Linked DNA regions of Homo sapiens: regions 1 and 2 are each linked to region 3. The links are chromatin contacts, found by Hi-C or POLR2A ChIA-PET in ENCODE. All regions are on one chromosome and are shown on one strand. Each heading gives the region's core, a stretch centred on a gene start or an enhancer-like site at or near the end of the contact. The rest is flanking DNA. Distances are from core to core; before and after follow the strand shown. Region 1 holds the start of SECISBP2L (SECIS binding protein 2 like). Region 2 holds the start of EID1 (EP300 interacting inhibitor of differentiation 1). Region 3 has its middle 28 kb from the start of DUT-AS1.

What was found. A loop is a pair of places that touch in the nucleus more often than their neighbours do. ChIA-PET counts read pairs that join two places held with the same protein, here RNA polymerase II (POLR2A). Pooled maps may share reads with other maps.
Region 1: a loop to region 3 is called in a map of endothelial cell of umbilical vein, with 3 times the contacts of the local background. The contact joins the promoter of SECISBP2L here to the enhancer-like site in region 3. A Hi-C loop is called at or near these places in 1 of 168 maps with a recorded cell type or tissue (endothelial cell of umbilical vein), 10 of 37 single-sample maps with no recorded cell type and 5 of 50 pooled maps.
Region 2: a loop to region 3 is called in a map with no recorded cell type, with 11 times the contacts of the local background. The contact joins the promoter of EID1 here to the enhancer-like site in region 3. A Hi-C loop is called at or near these places in 1 of 168 maps with a recorded cell type or tissue (GM12878), 18 of 37 single-sample maps with no recorded cell type and 11 of 50 pooled maps. POLR2A ChIA-PET finds 5 or more read pairs at or near these places in 4 of 52 experiments (GM12878, T-cell, activated T-cell and 1 more).

Annotation. Positions count from the first base shown.
Region 1 is chr15:49,044,732-49,048,939 of GRCh38, reverse strand. SECISBP2L (SECIS binding protein 2 like) reads left to right here and starts at 2,494. Exons shown (of 18, transcript NM_001193489.2): 1 at 2,494-2,664. The coding sequence starts at 2,641. RefSeq lists enhancers at 2,028-2,157, 2,258-2,607, 2,898-3,037.
Region 2 is chr15:48,876,254-48,880,510 of GRCh38, reverse strand. EID1 (EP300 interacting inhibitor of differentiation 1) reads right to left here and starts at 2,377. Exons shown (of 1, transcript NM_014335.3): 1 at 338-2,377. The coding sequence starts at 2,334. The coding sequence ends at 1,771. All of the region lies in intron 4 of SHC4 (SHC adaptor protein 4), which reads left to right. RefSeq lists enhancers at 2,123-2,422, 2,693-2,802.
Region 3 is chr15:48,357,705-48,361,835 of GRCh38, reverse strand. No RefSeq gene overlaps it. Among named protein-coding and RNA genes, the nearest start is that of DUT-AS1, 28 kb to the right of the region's middle. Within about 2 kb of position 2,840, at least 3 of the 41 ENCODE cell types and tissues checked have a DNase peak (open chromatin) inside an H3K27ac peak, as active enhancers do; they include GM12878 and endothelial cell of umbilical vein, where a contact is called at or near this core.

The sequences.
Region 1 (4,208 bases), core at 1,245-3,744, 690 kb before region 3:
CCACAAGACAAACATGGTCTCAGCCCTCAAGGTGTCTCATAAACTGCTGTACCTCTAGTATTTAGCATAGTACCTTGCACATTAAATATTTATTGGTGAATAAAATAATTTGCATTCATTTATATCATCTGTAAAGTGTAGTATTTTTAATATGTCTTACTTTTTTTCACAGATTTTAATTTTTTATCTACTAGCTATTGCCATCTTTTTAAAGATTACATTAAATGAGAAGGGCATTGTGACATTTCTGTTCTCATAATTCTTATGATTCTGTTCTTATAATTTTAATGAATGTCTTGTACATAGATTCTCAATGAAAACAATTTTACAGTCATAAAAATCCTATAATGTGGAAAGATCCTTGGGAATCCTATATTTAAATTTCCTCAGATCATTCCTCAGAAGAAGGAAGAAAAGCAAAAGTACTATAGTATTTTTATGAGTGCATTGCTATTATCTTTTTACTCAGATGAGGGTATATTATGGCTATAGACCACCAGTAGGAAGACAATCTGAAAATTCAGTTATTTTGTCTTTCAATTGTGAAGGAGGACGGTCATCTGTTAGTTTACATAACTACTCCTTATAAATAACTTAGTTTTTCTGAGCAACCAACCCTAAATTCATTCAGCATTCACTGAATCCCAGCTAGGTGTGTGATAGGCACCAGGGACCTAACATTACGTTAATTGCACATATATTTACAAATGTTACATAAATTTGCAGTTCAAATACACATGCATTGATATTAAATTTGAGGTGGCAGAAAATTTACTAAAATTAAATAAATATATTTAAATGTAAATATAAATGTGTAAATATAAATGTTTCTCCTTTCAAGATGTTTCTATTGCCAGCCTTGATATAAGTCTTGCTGACACAATATAGCTCCTTTCAGCAGGCCAATATATAATACAGGTTGAATGTCCCTTATTTTGACATACTTGAAACCATAAGTGTTTCAGATTTTGGATTTTGGAAGATTTGCATTATACTTACTGGTTGAGCATCTCTAAACTGGAAGTCCAAAATCTGAAATGTTCCAGCGAACATTATCCTTAAATGTCATGTCTGTGCTCAGAAAGTTTCTAATTTTGGAACATTTGGGATTCAAGAGGGTTTGGAATTTCATAGTTTCCATTAGAGATACCCAACCTGTATCAACATAAGTACAGCAAGGGGCCTTCACATAACAAGCCTCATATTGGAGTCTAATAACCAGACTAATAACCTAGACTAACTGAAAAGGCAATTAGTCTTTACTGATATCTCCTGAAGCATGACAAAGCAAATTTCTTAAAATCTCTTTCCCATTCCTAGCTGTGGATCTCCACACCAGTGCCCCAAACAGCAGCCACCTCAACTCTACCTTCACTTAAGTGTAATTTAGCTTATACAGTTGTCCCTAAGTATCCCAGGGGGGATATTGGCTCCAGGATCCCTGCTGATACCAAAATCCATGAGTGCTAAAGATCCTTATATAAAATGGTGTAGTATTTGCATACAATCCATGCATATCCTCCGATATACTTTAAATCATCTCTAGATTACTTATAATACCTAATACAATGTAAATGCTGTATAAGCAGTTGTTAAACTGTATTACTTGTATTTTATTGTTGTACTTGATATTTCTTTTTTCCTCAAAATATTTCTATCCGCAGTTGGTTGAATCTTCACAGAGGGTGTGGGTGTTGGAGGGTGTGTCTGAGGAGATGCCCAGAAGAAATTTGCCATGCTAACGGTAGTGCCCAGTTTCAAGACAGTCTCTGCCCTTAAGGAGCTAAGGATCTGAAGATAAAATAATTACCCGTTGGGTGGTGTTATACAGATCCTGCATAAAATTAGGATTTCTGAGATGGGCGAGGTCAGCCTGGATGTGAGCCTAGAAGTGGGCATGAACCTGGATAATGAATTAACTCTCAATAAATATTTGTGGGGAGCTTCCTAGCGGGCCTCTTCCAGTCATTCTGTGTATGCGTTTTACATATGCATTTTTCTAGGGCAAGACTCCATTATTTTCAGAATATTCTCATTCCTTTATAGTCATGACTCCCTTTATTTGCGTAACATAAGGAAGGAGCAGATGTACGGTGGGCAGATGAAAGCTTTTCCAACATCACTAAGAGGTGGTTTCAGATCCTGAAGAGGTCTTTGAAGTCCCGGGAGACCTGGGTCCCAAGTGGTCTGACACTTCTCGTTTAACAGTCGCAGGGGTGGCGTGTGGTTCGGGGCACCTGCTCCTGGGCGCCTCCACCTGGCCTTAGCCTCCAGGCCAGGCCGGGTTCCTCCTACCCTTGCTGAGGCCATTTGCTGTCACTCCGCCCACTGCCCCTCTCTGCCTCCTCCCCACTCCTTTTCCTTCCGTGCGCCTCCATTTCTAACTACGCCTCCAGCCCATTCGGGCCCTCCTCGGCTTCCGTCCCAGATGATCCCTCCCCGAAGCTGCCACCGCCTCCTCCATCTCCCGGAGCTGGAGCCGCCTCCTCGGCCAGTGGCGTAGCCGAATCGGTGTCGCGGCCAGCCAGATAGGGGCGGAGGTCCGGAACCCAGTCTGGACCCGAGCGGGGGGCCATGGAGAAAGCGGCCCGAGGCGCTGTTTACACCGACTAGCGCGGGCCCGTTGCGGCTGCAGGCACCATGGACCGAGCCCCCACGGAGCAGGTACGCGGGTTTGGGCTGGGCCCGCCGAGCCGGGGGTTGGGGTCGCCGCTTCCTCACAGGCCAGGCCCAGTTCTCCGAACGTGGGGACCGGGGGCCGGTCCTGCGGCCGCAGACCCCCTCACCTGGGAGCCTGGCAGCTCCCAGCTCTCCTTCATTGTTCCAGCTGCTGCCTGGGACTTGGGGGCTTTTCCAACCCTGATTACTTCCCAGGCGGAGGGCTCGCCGTTGCCGCTTCTCCCCTGCTTGGTGAAGGGGTCAGAAGGCTCCAAGTTGTCCCTGCTCTCCTGGGAGGAGGGCTTATAACTTCTAGTAGTCTCCCCGCTTCCCCCATTCCCTTCAGCTCTGGAATGTGTTTTCAAGGTGGAAAGGCGTTTGAAGGCTTCTCACCCAGAAAGACTGTAAGAGAATGTGTGGTAACTACAGATGAAGGGAAGTCACGGGCCTTTTAGGTCTGTGTTCAATGGAGCGAAGCATTGTTTTTGCAGTGGTTTTACGGAGGTGTTTCTTTTAAGAAACGATACTACGATTTCCCCTTGTCCTTTTATCCAGTTATTTTGCAAAGAATTGTAATTAGTGGGTTTTTTTTTAAAGCTAGCTCTATTTTAAGGGTGTAAAGCATAAGCTTATTTTCGAACCCGTTTTCATATTCGCAAAGTAGTCCTATTAGTGTTCTGTTTTATTTTTATTTGCATCAAATTCCTGATTATGCATGCTAGTAGGTGGTAGCAGGCAGGGATGATAACAGTGTTAAAAGTAATCGAAAACAATAGTTTCCCCCCCAGTATTTTCCACTCTTAAGATCTCTGCGAAACGACTTAATTTGAAGTCCAAGTTTATTCACTCTCTATTCCCTTCTTCGAAGGCCTTGCCCATTGATGACTAGATGACGGAAGAAGAGAGGCTAGTAATTTCTGCCTATTAATTTTACAGTTGGATAATTAGCACCTGAATTAATGAGATAAGATTTCCCAAATTCCTGTATGTGTCTATATGTAGTTGAAGCCGGTTTGTATTTTGAAATCGGACTCTTAGCAGGCAAAGCACAGCTTCCTAGTTGTGTATACTTGTTTTTACAGAAGACTTTTTTTTTTAAAAAAAAGCTTTATGTGAATGTAACTCTGAAGACACAAATGAGTTTTATAAAACAATACATGGAATTACCAAAGAGAAATTGATACAGAGTCTCTTGGCAAATACACTTAGGCATTTATGTGACCCAGAAGTATTCTGTATACAGCCTGTATCTAGTTTAATTTAAAAACATTTTTGAAGGTATCTATCATAAATACCTGAGATTTCAAAGCCTGACAAATGAATACGAATTTTCCTTGAATCATTTCCTTGTATGTGTGTTACTAATGAAAGGGTTCAACATTTTGTTCCTTCACTAGGATGCCAGGACTAAAACCAGTAATGCTACCTTATGTATACTTAGAGTTCCTTTCATCCTAGAGGAAATATAATTAACTATTTAGATGGTAATTTTTAGCATAGCTGTTTGTGATTATCCTAGCAGCAAGTGCTGTGAGCAAATTATTTAAACT
Region 2 (4,257 bases), core at 1,128-3,627, 520 kb before region 3:
ATAAACTTTCCTGGTAAAGATAAAGATCTGGAGGTAAATACAACCAGCCAGTTTATTGTGCACTAGCATACCCCCACCCACACTAATTTACATCATCCATGCAATTAATTACCTATCCACACTCATCTGACCGTAGCTGCACGCTAATTGAGAAAGCAGTGGAAGAGGCAGTAGGATTAAGTCTAAGCACCAACATTTTACTTCCACCATCTCTCCCTCCTAACCCAGCTAGTGTCTGAGCAATTCTGATCAGCCTTGTCACAGTCCTATCTTTTACAGATCTCTCTCCCCAAAAGACAGGATGACCATAAAATAAATAAGGCTCTGAATTGTCCTGTTGCATTGGATATTCGTTCTTTACTGCTATAATGGAGCAGAAGCATTTGGAACATTTTTACTGATCATGATAAAACCTGCTGATACACTTATTTTGCTGAACCTAGCCTTCTGATGTAATCATTACTCTCCTAGAACTTCAGCATCTTAGTAAGGTAACCACGGCAACATACTCATTGATAGGGCAGGTTTTCCCAGACCAGCAAATTCTTATAGGCAAAAACTTAATTTACAAAGTTTAATTTCCAGAAATTAATTTGTGAATTAGATAGCTGAAGCTGGATCATTTTCCCTTAATACTGGTTAACACATACAATAGAAAGTAGTATACAGAGAAAGTATGTATGCAATACTATTAGCCAAACAAAATACACAGAACAAGAAATTTTATTATCTCCAATGCTGGTGCATGACAAATAACAAGCTTAATTAGAGGAGGAGACAGAGGGAAACTTCAGATACCAAGGTAATTTCTGGGCAGGTTTAAAACCTTTAAAAGTTGATAGAATAACTGTTCATAAAGTCTTTTTAGATATAGCGCTTTTTACTTGACAACTTTTATTAACAGTTCTTACAATATGAAGTTCAACTAAAGTCCTTCATCTGTCAAGTTAAAACAGCAAGCAAAACAAAATTTCTCTAGTATATAACAGCATAAGCAATGGTTTGTTTTCTTTGTACATTCACACACATTTAGTGTCTAGATTTGAAACTTTTTAATTAAGGATGTCTTAATTTTTGACTTTTAAAAATGGTTATGACAATGGATTTTCTTGATTTATAGATCACAGTGGCTTTATAAATGATCAAGATACATGTACAAACAAAATTTCAGATGCTCTTGGAAACACATCTTAAGATACAAAGCACACGTGATACATATTTGAGTTTACTCATCCATTTATCTTACACTGAAAATGTAGCCTTTGATAACTGTGGCTTGACTAGATCACAAAATAGAATTTTCCAAGTTTTCTTAAGCTTTCAGTCCAAATAACTCAAAAGATATGTGTCCTAGTTGGATACATTTTTTTCTCATTATATAATTAGTATCAGTGGGCTTTTGTATTGGCAGTTTGTCTTGGTCATGACTTATTCTTGCAAAACCATCTTTACAGCAAACAAATATGAAAGATATTTTCCCCAATGCAAGGAAAATAATCTGGATCAATAACAAAGTCAAAGCCATAGGTGTTTTAGGACGTTCTTGATAATTGATTTCAACGGTCTTAAAATCTTTTTTCTTTTTCTTTAATGATTCTCTTCCTTTTTCACAACTGTGCAGTCACTGTCCTATTGTGTTCTATTCTGAAAAACAAATTTTTTTGAAGGTCAAGTTTTTCAATGGCACAAAACTATTTGGAATGAACCCAAAAGATAGCGGAAAGTTGGGTCCCTCCTCAAGTAGTTTCCTCCTCTTTTAACAGCATCTAACTACTCTCTATCAATAATCTCATCACAGCCGAGTTCTTCGGTCAGACGATTGACAACCATCAGTGAAAAAAGCTCTTCGATAAAAGCTAACTGATCAAACGGGGTCTTCTCATAATGCATCTGAAACCCGCCATCCAGGGCTGGTTCTCTTGTTCTCAGAAACATCTTGTCGGCTTCTTCAAGAGCGGCTGATACTCTGTAGCCGGCACCACTGAGCTGCTCCTCTTCGGGATAGTCGTAGTCGTCCTCCCAGTCATCAAATTCCTCGCCCTCGTCCTCGCTCTCGAAGTCTGCGCCCGCCACCTGGCCTGGCTGCTCCCCAGCGTTGGGCCCGTTAGCAAGGCTCCGTTTCCCCTCTGGCGCCGCCATTGGCTGGGCCTCCTCCTCCTCCATTGGGCCTTCCTCCTCGAGCTGTTGGGCCCCGCTGCGGGAGGGACGCAGGGATAGCTCCCGGCTCCCGCTGCCTACCTCCATCTGCGGAAGGTCACCCTCGCCAGGCATCACATCCATCTGCAGGTCACTGCTCTCTTCATACAGCTCGGACAACTCAGCCATTTCCGACATTGTGCAAACCGCTCAACCTCTAGGAAAAAGCTTCCAGCAAGACAGATGCTGCGCGGCCGTGCGTTCGTGCGCGTGCGCAAAGGCTGCGCGCTTGCGTAACCCCGCGCGCAGGCGTGGTCCTCAGGTACCGCCTCCTACTTGGCGCGCCACTGTGGTTGGAGTAGCTCAGTGTTTTCTCCGGGGTGTTGGCGTCGCCTTTTGAGCTACGTTTCCATCGATTCGAACTTCGTATCTAGGGACCCTGCATGCAAGAGCGTAACAGTTTCTGTGTTACTTAACCCTACTGCTGCTTGTAATGCTGCAAACCGGAAAATAACCTTACATGGCCTTCGTAACATTTAATGCTCCTTCCCCCCCTTCCTCTTCCCCTGGGCAATTTACCGATGTACTGATGACTTGTAAATCCACGTCTCCAAACCAGACAACATCCATAACCACAGATCAGCATATTAAGAACTAATCCATTTTGTCCTTTTAGTGTTTTCATTTAAAAAGTTAAATTCACAAACAACAGATATATTGTACTTTTTTTTTTTTTAGTTATAGTGAAGAAATACTTGGTCCCATTTCTTTTCGCCTGGGAGGTATCTTTCCACTATTAGCAATGCGGTGTGTATTCTTTGAATTCTTTTTATTTGCATTTACATGTATCTTTATGTATTGACAGCAAAATACTATTTTGTGTGTTTTTTAAAAACATGTTTTACCTGTTTTTACCTTCAACTTAAAAGCCTCAGGTTTTAAGTTGTATATACTTATATGAATTATATGACTGTGTATACTTACAGGATTCAAGCACATTTCATTTATTCTGCACTTTATTTCTATTATTATTACATTATAGTTATGTAGAATTATACAACTCACCATAATGTAGAATCAATGGGAGCCCTGAGCTTGTTTTCCTGCAACTAGATGGTCCCATCTGGGGGTGATGAGACACAGTGACACCCGAGGTGTGTTCCTTATGTCCGGTCTATTCTGTAATCTCATTTTGGTTGCTGTTACTGTGGAAAATCCTGCCTCACAAAGATAGGATGTTGAAAATGGAAGGAGGCTTTTCAGTACTTTTGTGGCAATCTCAGGATGTTCCGCCTTGACTTTAATCGAGAACGTATGGAGATTTGAAGTTGTCTCAAACATACTTTTAAGGCCACCGTCATTTGCAATATCAAGCAGTTGATCCTCTTCTAGCGTGGACAAAGTGGATTCACCTGGCTTATTCACAAATGGGTCACAGATCCATTCCGTCTTTTGTGGATGAGAAGTGTGATGGTTAATACTGAGTGTCAACTTGATTGGATTGAAGGATACAAGTATTGATCATTGGTGTGTCTGTGAGGGTGTTGCCAAAGGAGATTAACATTTGAGTCAGTGGGCTGCGAAAGGCAGACCCACCCTTAATCTGGTTGGGCACAATCTAATCAGCTGCCAGCTTGGCTAGAATATAAGCAGGCAGAAAAATGTGAAAAGAGAGACTGGCCTAGCCTCCCAGCCTAAATCTTTCTCCTGTGTTGGATGCTTCCTGCCCTCGAACATTGGATTCCCAAGTTCTTCAGTTTCAGAACTCGGACTGGCTCTCCTCTCTCCTTAGCCTGCAGACAGCCTATTGTAGGACCTTGTGATCATGTGAGTTAATACTTAGTGAACTCCCCTTTACATATATATACATATATATGTGTATATGTATGTGTGTATGTGTATATACGTGTGTGTGTGTGTGTATATATATATGTATATATTCCATTAGTTCTGTGCTTCTAGAGAACCATGACTAATACAGGAAGTAATGCTCAAAATATTTTGAAAGCTGAGATAGGTGATCATGCACCAGCTGGGAGAAAGAAGACCCTGGCTCAGTCTCTTTCAAAATCTCTGCTAATGTTTGAAATGTCAGAAATCCCAGTGTTCATTTGTCACCCG
Region 3 (4,131 bases), core at 1,591-4,090:
AAGGACAAAGTGGGGGCATGGGAGGAATGCAGCCAGAGGGGTATGGTAAGAAAGCTAAATTCTCATCAGCCCCAGAAGAAAACCAGTAGAAAGTGACTACACTTGAAACGAAATGAAATAACTGCACTTGCATATTATTTAGGAACATGAAAGTAAATCACAAACAGTTGAAAGTGTTTAGACTCAGAGTGGAGAGGGGTAGAGAGAGGACTGATATTTTTATTGTTGTATTGACTTCTACATTACATACATAAAGTATTTCAGCACTATGCTGAAGCAATTTTTAAAATTTCAGAAGACCAGGTGCGGTGGCTCACGCCTGTAATCCCAGCACTTTGGGAGGCCAAGGCAGGCAGATCACAAGGTCAGGAGATCGAGACCATCCTGGCTAATACAGTGAAACTCCGTCTCTACTAAAAGTACAAAAAAATTTGCCAGGCATGGTGGCAGGCGCCTGTAGTCCCAGCTACTCAGGAGGCTGAGGCAGGAGAATCGCTTGAACCCGGGAGGCTGAGCTTGCAGTGAGCAGAGATCACACCACTGCACTCTAGCCTGGGCAAAAGAGTGAGACTGTCTCAAAAAAAAAAAAAATTTTTCAGAAAACTCTAAGAAATAAAAAATAAAGTGACTCATTTGAAAACACATTTTGATTCCAATTGGTTTTTTGCTGTTGTTGTTTTTGTTTTGCTTTTTTTTTTCTTTTTTTTTTTTTTAAGATGGAATCTCTCCCTGTCCCATAGGCTGGAGTACAGTGGTGTGATCTCAGCCCACTGCAACCTCCCGCCTCCTGGGCTCAAATGATTCTCCTGAGTCAGCCTCCCAAGTAGGTGGGACTACAGGCACATGCTCCAGTTGATTTTTTTAAAAACACATACATAGCACATAGTAAGTTGCATAGAGAGGAATTTGTGGCAGGTTATAAAATCACACTGTAATCCTCTTAGAGATCCAAAAAGCTGGGACATTAAACTCGGTCAGCCACCAGTGCTTACTTCAAAGGAAACAGAGTCATGAGATACAAGTGTAAGTTCTATCAGCTTTCAGCTCCATCACAGCTAATGGCATGATAATATTGTACCAGTTTAGAACTTTTAGGTGTAATCACTTTTTGTTATTATTTCAAATCACAACTGCACAACTTAAATGTGCTTTTAAAAAATTAGGTTCTATTAAAGAAAAAATGATTCCTTTATTTAAACAAGGCAATCTGTACCTACAAGGGGCTACACCTACAACTTCTAGAGGCCTATGAAAACCACCAGTGGAAACCACATGTGGAAAAAAATAGGTGCTGGGCTAGTTAAAATGCTAATACAATTTCAAGTATTACTGTATTTTTTTTCTAAAAAGGAAGACAACACAATAGTGTTTTGAAAACTATAGTATAGGAAAGTATATGTGTTATATGTGTGTGGTATAAATGAAATAAATCTTGATAATACAATTTAAGTCTCCTTGGATTTGGCTCTGAAAAAGAAATACTTAATGACAATGAATAATTAAAGGAAGTTTGAATGACAGGTCTAAGAAAAAATATTTTTTTTTGAGACAGGATCTCATTCTGTCACCCAAGTTGGAGTGCAATGGTGTGATCTCGGTGCACTGCAGCCTCGAACTCCTAGGCTCAATTGATCCTCCCACCTCAACCTCCTGAATGGCTGGGACTATAGGCTACAGGCATGCACCATCATGCCCAGCTAATTTTTGGTAGAGATGGGTTTTCACCATGTTGCTCAGGCTGAAAATCTTAAATTAAGCTTATAGTTCTGTGTTTCAGACATTTTGAGAAAAAATATTCCATACTAGAATGATGAATGTATCTTTTTAGTCCTCAGCTTTTTCTTTGTTACTGCCTATACATCACAGGCTCTTTATTAGAACTATATTTCTAGCCAATGATAAAAAACAAAAAACTACTAGTTGGTGGTACTTTTATCAAATTCCATTTGCTGCAGATATTTAGATTTTTGTTAGCCAAGACTTTCAGAACTACTGCTATGTGATTATAAGAATTTATTCATGACACCTTCAAATCAACACAATCTATTTTCTTCAGATTCTAATTAGTTATCAATATTTCAAAATTAATATTTAGCAGTTGTCAATCTTTAAATGCAAGAGATGTTTACCATGATTTTATTCTCATAATGTCCACATTATTGAAAAATAAACCAAAAGATAAGAGAAAAATGCTAGCAAATGGCTAGCTACCTTAAAAAAAGGAGGTGCATTTGATTGAGACTTTTGATTTTGATGGTTCTTATCTTATAGAATCCATTTCAGAACTAAATAGACCTAGGTATATAAGGATGAGGCAACAAAGATATTTCTTCCATTCTGTGACTTGGAATAGCCATACTCCACTCACATACAATGTGTTTTGGTTTGAAAATATGTTTTCAAAAATATGAATTACTAGACAGAACATGATAAAAGCTCTGTGTCTTCATATAGCTAGGCCAGTTTGAGAAATTATGTAAGTTTAGTAGCAGCAAAATGTTCACCAAGTATTCATTGGTTTAATATTTTTAGTAGCTTATTAAAAAAAGCTATTTCTATTTGTTTATTTGTGATGTTTGGGAAATAAACATGCTGATAATTCTTTCGTAAGATACTTTTTAAGATTGAGACCCCATGAGGTACCGAAAAAAGCATTCACTTCTCTCACACTTGAGGTCACAAATTTTTGCAAGTCAAAAATGTTGGCCATGCCAAAAACATCATGCTGCACACTACCAAATAAAAGAACACTGTTATTCTTACAAGGAAAGGTTTGACAAGACAGGAAATAGGCAGGGTCAGAGAGGTTTACTTAATACGGAGACTCATTTAACCATCATGAAGCCAAAATACAATGACAGTTAAAAAAAATAAACAAATAGCTGTTACACAAAACAAAACCCCAGGATACATGGTCTCTACTGGAACTGATTATTAGAGTTTTAGCAAATACAGGAAGTGGATAACCCCAGAGAACCCTCACAACATTTCTAGACGTCTTCTCCATTTACTTTTGTCACATGCGCTTTACTGAGATAATGAAGATTAAAACAGTTTTGATTTGTGGGTAGAAATTTGAACAAAGAAGGATTGATCTTAAAATGCTGCAAGTAACCTCATTAAAGGGCAATCATTTTAAAAGTCACATTCTCCTAAAAATGGGGAAGGAGGAGGAAGAAAAAAATGAAAGATAGGAAAAATCTAGCTGTTCATTACAATTTTCCATTTTTGTTTAAACACAGCAGGAGGGCAAAGCTGCTGGCTTCTCTGGTCCTTACAAATGCCAGGAGAGATTATACAAACCCTGCAACCACCCAAATCTTATTTAAAGTTAAAATCATTGTTCTCATCTAATGACTTTTGCCTGCTTTCACTCAAATATTGCAGCATTTTGTTTTCTGCCAGCTTGGACCCATTGAGAATTGTAGACTTATAATTGCAGATAAACTATGAAAAAACAAAAACAAAACAAAAAAACTACCTTTTACAAAAAAGCAAACATCAAGTGACATCTAGTGGTTGCTAGATACTATTTCCTAAGGCCTCTAGATAGCAGTATTTTCAACAACATATTGTCTTAATGTTGGTTATAATTTTTGTTTCCCACATACAGCCTCGGTCTTTTTTTAAGACAGAAACGCATCTGATAAAGATAGTAAAGTTGCCATTTTCTTTTCTCAAAGAAAAATTCTTTTTCTATTAGAATATAAATAAGGAAATAGCTATAACTCATGCTATCTGCATGCAAAAAAAGTTCGCAGTCTATCCCATATTAAACTTATTTGGGCAATTATCAACTGTCTAGATGCATCTTAAGAGAAGATGACATTTCAAATCCCAAATTCCTCTGTTTATCTATCATCTTTTGTTTTGTTTTGCTTTTTGAGACGGAGTTTTGCTCTTGTTGCCCAGGCTGGAGTGCAATAGCGCAATCTCAGCTTATTGCAACCTCCGCCTCCCTGGTTCAAGTGATTCTCCTGCCTCAGCTTCCCAAGTAGCTGGAATTACAGGCGCCCGCCACCATGCCTGGCTAATTTTTTTGTATTTTTAGCAGAGATGTGGTTTCACCATGTTAGCCAGGCTGGTCTTGAACTCTTGATCTCAGGTGATCCACCTGCCTCGGCCTCCCAA